Regions from separate parts of the Homo sapiens genome. Here region 2 is linked to region 1. A link is a loop called in an ENCODE intact Hi-C map of the cell type or tissue named here. Cell type or tissue: GM12878. All regions are shown on one strand. Each heading gives the region's core, and the rest is flanking DNA. Links, peaks and the distances in the headings are about the cores only.

What was found. Hi-C counts contacts between places; a loop is a spot of excess contacts. Peaks named below come from ENCODE experiments on the same cell type or tissue, not always from the same donor. Only the 100,000 strongest peaks of a DNase experiment are listed, where the experiment ranks them.
Region 2: it touches region 1 in a loop (2.3-fold over the local background); 4 of 110 quality-filtered maps call a loop at or near these places.

The regions. Positions count from the first base shown.
Region 1 is chr3:17,150,555-17,153,470 of GRCh38, reverse strand. No RefSeq gene overlaps it. Among named protein-coding and RNA genes, the nearest start is that of PLCL2-AS1, 97 kb to the right of the region's middle. RefSeq lists a silencer at 1-110 and enhancers at 1,497-1,666, 1,867-1,926, 1,465-1,966, 1,967-2,046. In GM12878, for the core only: no CTCF peak of the experiment used is centred there; a DNase peak (open chromatin) is centred at 1,650; H3K4me3 peaks cover 655 bases; H3K27ac peaks cover 1,718 bases.
Region 2 is chr3:17,054,149-17,057,064 of GRCh38, reverse strand. The region is part of intron 4 of PLCL2 (phospholipase C like 2); the gene reads right to left. It overlaps PLCL2-AS1 (PLCL2 antisense RNA 1), which reads left to right and starts at 2,481. Exons shown (of 3, transcript NR_046640.1): 1 at 2,481-2,539. RefSeq lists an enhancer at 2,456-2,645. In GM12878, for the core only: no CTCF peak of the experiment used is centred there; a DNase peak (open chromatin) is centred at 1,524; H3K27ac peaks cover 2,500 bases.

The DNA.
Region 1 (2,916 bases), core at 104-2,603:
CATCAGATGGGACTACTTCTTGTCTCTTGGTACATTCACACTTGGAACCTGGCCACCATGCTGCAAGGAAGCCCAAGCAGCAATGTGGAGAGCAGCCAACAGTCAATAACAGCTTACAATACCATCTCGGAAGTGGATCCTTTGGCCTCAATGACACTGTGCAGAGCAGAGACAAGGTATACCCACCAAACCCTTCCCAAAGTACAAAATTGTGAGCAAACTAAATGATTGTTTTAAGCTACTGAGTTTTGGGGAAGGTCGTTATGCAGCAGTGGCTATTTCCTGATAACTCTGACTAGCAGGATCCATCTCTTGTAAACTCTCCCATCTTAGGACTGTACACGTTCTCCAGGCCTTTGTCCTACACCTCCCTGCATTCTGCTGAATATATTCATGTCCAAGTCCAGATTCTGCATTTCTTATCTTGAAAAGAGGGACTCTGAGCCTTAGCTATTTATTTACCCATATTTATGAGCCTACCATGTGCCAAACACTGTGCTGGGGGCTGGAGACATGCAGTGAACAAGATGGATAAGATGCCTGTCCTCAGGGAGCTTGCAGTCCAGTGGGAGAGAAAGGCAATGCCCAGTGAATGAATGAGATAATTTCAGATGGGAAGGATGTGGCAGAGACCCTTCAGGAAGCCCCAGTTCCCTTTCCCCCTGGGGAGGGACACAACTAGACCAGCCTCCCTTGAAGGGACTGAGCTTGGGCCACTGGAGTGTGAGGGGTGAATATGAATATGTAGAGGAGGAGGAGATGAGTAGATGACTCTGGGAGCCCAGAACGGTGGGGTGGGGGAGAGCGCAGAAACCACCTCCTCCCCAGATCTTGAGGACCAGCCAGTCCCAGGTTTTTCCTAAACCTCTTTGTCATTCTTTGCTTTCATTCCCATAAACGTTGCCCCTCCCACAAACATCACCCCTGGGGAAAGAGTCATAATCAACTCTGATCAAATCCCAGGCTGCTTACAGGTTGGGGAAAGATAGAAGCCAGTGTCAACCAACCCCAGTTCATTCAGAGATGTTAGTGTCCATCAGACACCAGTGCCGTGAGCCCTGCCTGCCTGACTCCTCCCTCAAGGTGCCAGGGGTCCATCTATCCCGCTGTCAGCCAATCAAGAGGGGACTATGAGCAAGACAAGCAAGCTCCAGGAGCCTCCATTTCCCCGTCGTTAATATTGGGGGGTGGGGCTGGGGCAAATGCCTAGCTTGGCCACCTCGCAGGGGTGTTGCAAGGGTATTAAGCCTGTCAAACTCCAGGCCCTGGGTCTGGCTGTCACCTGCATTAACTCCTCCCAGTCTCCCCATGGGGGCCGGTGATGGGGAAGGCAAAGCCTTGGGCTGATGTGGCCACATGTGTGCAGACAGCCCAGAAGCTCTGCCCCTCAGGACTTTCCCTCCCCCAGCACCTGAATGGCAGGATTTGGGTGGCTTCTAACTCCTGGAGGTGACAAGCTCTGCATGATCGCAGCAGCCGCTGTGCTTCCATCTACCGTGCAGCACCAGCACCAGGGACCAAACTCACCCTGTCACAAGATATGGAGGCATGTTCCTGGGCATGTGTGTGACTCACCCAGTGTCGCAGCGGTGGTGCGTGGCAAGGCTGCCGCTGGGTTTCTGAGAATCCTGCACCTCAGAGATTCAGAGAAACTCAGACTTTCAGAGAAAGTCTGTCCTGTCCGCTGTCAGCAGAGGCGTTAACCACAGAGCTTGCAGTGGGAGCCCCGAGAACTAGCTCAGCAAGGCCAGGCAGAGTTCATCCTTCCTGTCCCTGAGCTGCTCTGGGGCTGGAGGCCTCATGAAGCAGAGCCAGATGTTAGCTCTGTCCCTGGTGGCAGTGTGGACGTGGCAGACAGGTGAGAGATGGGCCTGCTGGAGTCGAACTGGGGATCCACTTTACCGGATTCCATGGGAACAAAGCAGATACAGGCCTCATGTTATGACCCCTCCTGCGTAGGCTGGGTTTGGTCCCAGCTCGTCCAGGAGACAGTGGGTAGGCCCCACTCTCTCTGACACTCCATCTGAAAAATAAGGAGGCTGGGGTAGAGCTGGCTTTTTTTTTTTTTTTTTTTTTTTTGAGACGATTCTCGCTCTGTTGCCCAGGCTGGAGTGCAGTGGCACGATCTCAACTCACTGCAACCTCCACCTCCTGGGTTTCAAGCAATTCTCCCACCTCAGCTTCCCGAGTAGCTGAGATTACAGGTGCCCACCACCACACCCGGCTAATTTTTCTGTATTTTCAGTAGAGATGGGGTTTCACCATCTTGGCCAGGCTGGTCTTGAACTCCTGACCTCATGATCCACCCACCTTGGCCTCCCAAAGCGCTGGGATTATAGGCATGAGCCACCACGCCCAGCCGAGCAGGCACTTTTTTCAAACTTTTTTGACCAGACCCCACAGTAATAAATACATTTTATGATGAAATTTGACTGGCTTAAAAATATATTCCATGATATATTAAATAGGATTGTGTCTGCTGCTATATAACACACAGGTTCCAAAATGTCAGTTGCTTAAAACAAGAGAAGTCCATTTCTCACAGACATAAGTATCAAAGTGAGGCTTCCTGGTTTGTGTGTGACTCTCCTCCATGCAGTGATTCAGGGACCCAGCCACATTGAGGCTCCATCCTTTAGGACTTTCCCACCAATGTCAGAGACACTTTGACTAAGAAGTAAAGTGTCACTTTTAATCACATTCCACTGGGAAAGCAAGTCACCCAGCGGCCCACCTAGACACAAGGGCAGCCCCTTCCTAGGGACACACTGATACTATGGAGAGGAGTACAGCTTTGCTAGCCAGTCAGCTGCCTCTACCCCCATACCCTAACCCCTGAATACACACACCATACACACCCTGAAACAGAAGGCTCGTGAAACAAACATCCTCATACCGCATGCAATACCTTTCTCA
Region 2 (2,916 bases), core at 273-2,772, 97 kb after region 1:
CAGCCTGTATTTCCAACCTAATTTTTACTGTTTCCTGAAGCAAATATTTCCCTTCACCCAGGACAATATATTTCATGTGCACTGAAAGTACACCTTGATGATAAAGTCTGCTAAGCTTTGGCCCATCTAAAATGCCCTGTTCCTTCTGCTTAACTTATACAAATCCTGCATTCCCTCAAGCCCCTAGTTCAAGCTCCACCTCCTTTCCTAACAACAAAAGCCTCTGAGACTGCTCCTTTCTTCAAATTTCATTTATACCTGTTATCTATACCACTCACTTGGTTGTGTTTTACTGTAACTTTCCATGATGGTATAGACATTATTATCCTTTTTTTGCATCTCCAATAAGTAATTAGTATAATAACTTGTCATGAAACAAATTCCACAAATGCATGACTGTGTTTTTTCTTTAATATGTTAATATGTTATTGACACAGCACTGACCTATAATGAGAATACAGTGACCTATACTAAAAGAACATGGGTTAATTGAAGTTGCTTTATATTCCTTATTATTATAAGAAAGTTTATCTCCAAATACTGTTAAAACATTCTTAGAATGCATTTGTTCACTTTTATTCAATTATTTGTATATTCCCTTTTACAATCCCTTATATATTTATAATATACTATAGGATTTGTAGACCATAGAATTTGAGAGCTGGAAAAGCCTTAGAGATAATCTGGGCCAAATCACTTTATATTAAACCTAAGGATACCTAATATACACACATACATGTGTGTATATATATAACCTTCTGGTATTTGTATGAGAAAGGTGATTCATTTTGTCTGTGGACTTTACTTGAATTGTAGTTCTTCTCAGCTTTAATAAGAAATTATAATGGGAATTCTCATAACCAAATGGTTTATTTATGCAAGTGCCAGAGTTAAAAACAGCCTGAGAGTTACTCGTGACCCCTCTTCAGCAGAACATCTGCTGAGATGACCCTGAGAGTTGCTATTTAAATACAAGGGGATGCTTTCAGAGACTCCATGGGTTTACGAAGGAAGGAGGGAGGAAGATGTGACAAGAGAGCACAGTGTTGGGATTTAATCACAGAACAGGTACCCCGGGAAGGGCAAGTGTCCCCAAAACTTCCCTCCCCTTCATTTGTGGCACTGGGGAAATGTCACTGGTGAAAGCTATGTTCTATGCTGCTCTAGAAAGATAATTTTGCTGTCATTCAATCACACAGCTGGTGCATGCCTGAGTCTGAGCAGTCACTCACACTCTCCCTGTGAGAGACAGAGGAGAGAGGCTTAGGGAAAGAGCATGAACTCAGAAGAGGGCCTGCTCTGCTCTACCCTCAAAAGAGAAGTTCTCAAAACCTGAATGTGCTCACCACAATGCAAATTCCTGAGTCTCACTCCCAGATGGTCAATATTTTGGGAATGATGTAAAGAGACTGCATTTTCAACAAGCATTCCCAGGGGATTCTGATCACACGTATGAAAAATAACATTCGTGTGAAAGTTGATGTGGGAATCCTTCTTTTCTTTGCATGACTCTGTGAATATATGATGTGGGAATCTTAGAGCAGAATTAGGGTGAAGGTTACAGGGACGGTTGAGGTGTGGTGAGACAGCGGTTTCTAGAGACCAGTTGCTTATTTTGAAGTTTTTGCTCTGAATGAGTTGGCCTAGTTGTTGTCTTTGTGGTCATTTCCTCTGCCATCCCTTATCAGTGATGAAGGTCCTTAGTGAGGGAATTAAAATGAGAAAGAGGCCACTGAGGACCTTGCTACTTCTCTTCTTCCCTTGACTTCACTAATTATTAGTTAATTAATTAGTAAATGCCTAAAAGAAGATGTGGTGGTTCAATATCCAGTCTTTAAGAGAAAAGATGCTGTGGATTTCAAATGGGGCCTGGGAGTCTGATGCAGGTTTCCTGTGTCTCATCTTCAAAGTGTTAACTTTCCTCCTTGAAAGTAATGATGATGGGCTACAATTTATGTGTCCTGTAACATTGTATGGGATGACTTGTTTAATCTTTTAATCTTTTTCAGTAACTGTAATCCAGCCATTCCCAAATTGCTGTTTATGTAACTGATCTTAGTTCACTGTAATTTAGAAGGCATAGGGCCATCAGGGAATCACATAATCCACTGCCACTTAGAAGAAGGAAAATGAGGCAGAGAGGGTCAAGTGACTAAACTAAAGTCACACAGCAGGGACATGGTACAGAGGGCACCAGAACATGGGTCTCTCAATTCCCAGGAAAGAACCTTTCACTTCTGTAAAACAGAGCTGAGAAACATTCTGACATAAATGAGAACTGATACGATTTGGATCTGTGTCTCCATCCAAATCTCATGTTGAAATATAATCCCCAGTGCTGGAGGTGGGTCCTGGTGGGAGGTAATTGGATCATGGGGGTAGCATTCTCATAAATGGTTTAGCACCATCCCCCCTTGGTAGTATATAGTAAGTTCTCAAGAGATCTGGTTGTTTAAAAATGTATGGCACCTCCCCACTCTCTTTCTCCTGCTTGGGCCATGTGAAGATGACTGCTCCTGCTTTGCCTTCCACCATGACTGTAAGTTTCCTGAAGCCTCATAAAACAGAAACTGATACTGAGAAGCAGGGCATTGCTTGAAGATGTGAAAGCAGCTTTGGAACTGGTAATGGGCAAAAGTTGGAACAGTTTGGAGAGCTCAGAAAAAGACAGGAAGATGAGGGAAAGTTTGGAACTTCCTAGAGACTTGTTAAATTGTTGTGACCAAAATACTGATAGTGACATGGACAATGAAGTCCAGGCTCAGGAGGTCTCAGATGGAAATGAGGAACTTATTGGGAACTGGAGTAGAGGTCACTTTTGCTATGCTTTAGCAAAGAGCCTGGCTGCACTGTATCCCTGCTCTAGGGATCTGTGGAACCTTGAACTTGAGAGTGATGATTTAGGATATCTGGCAG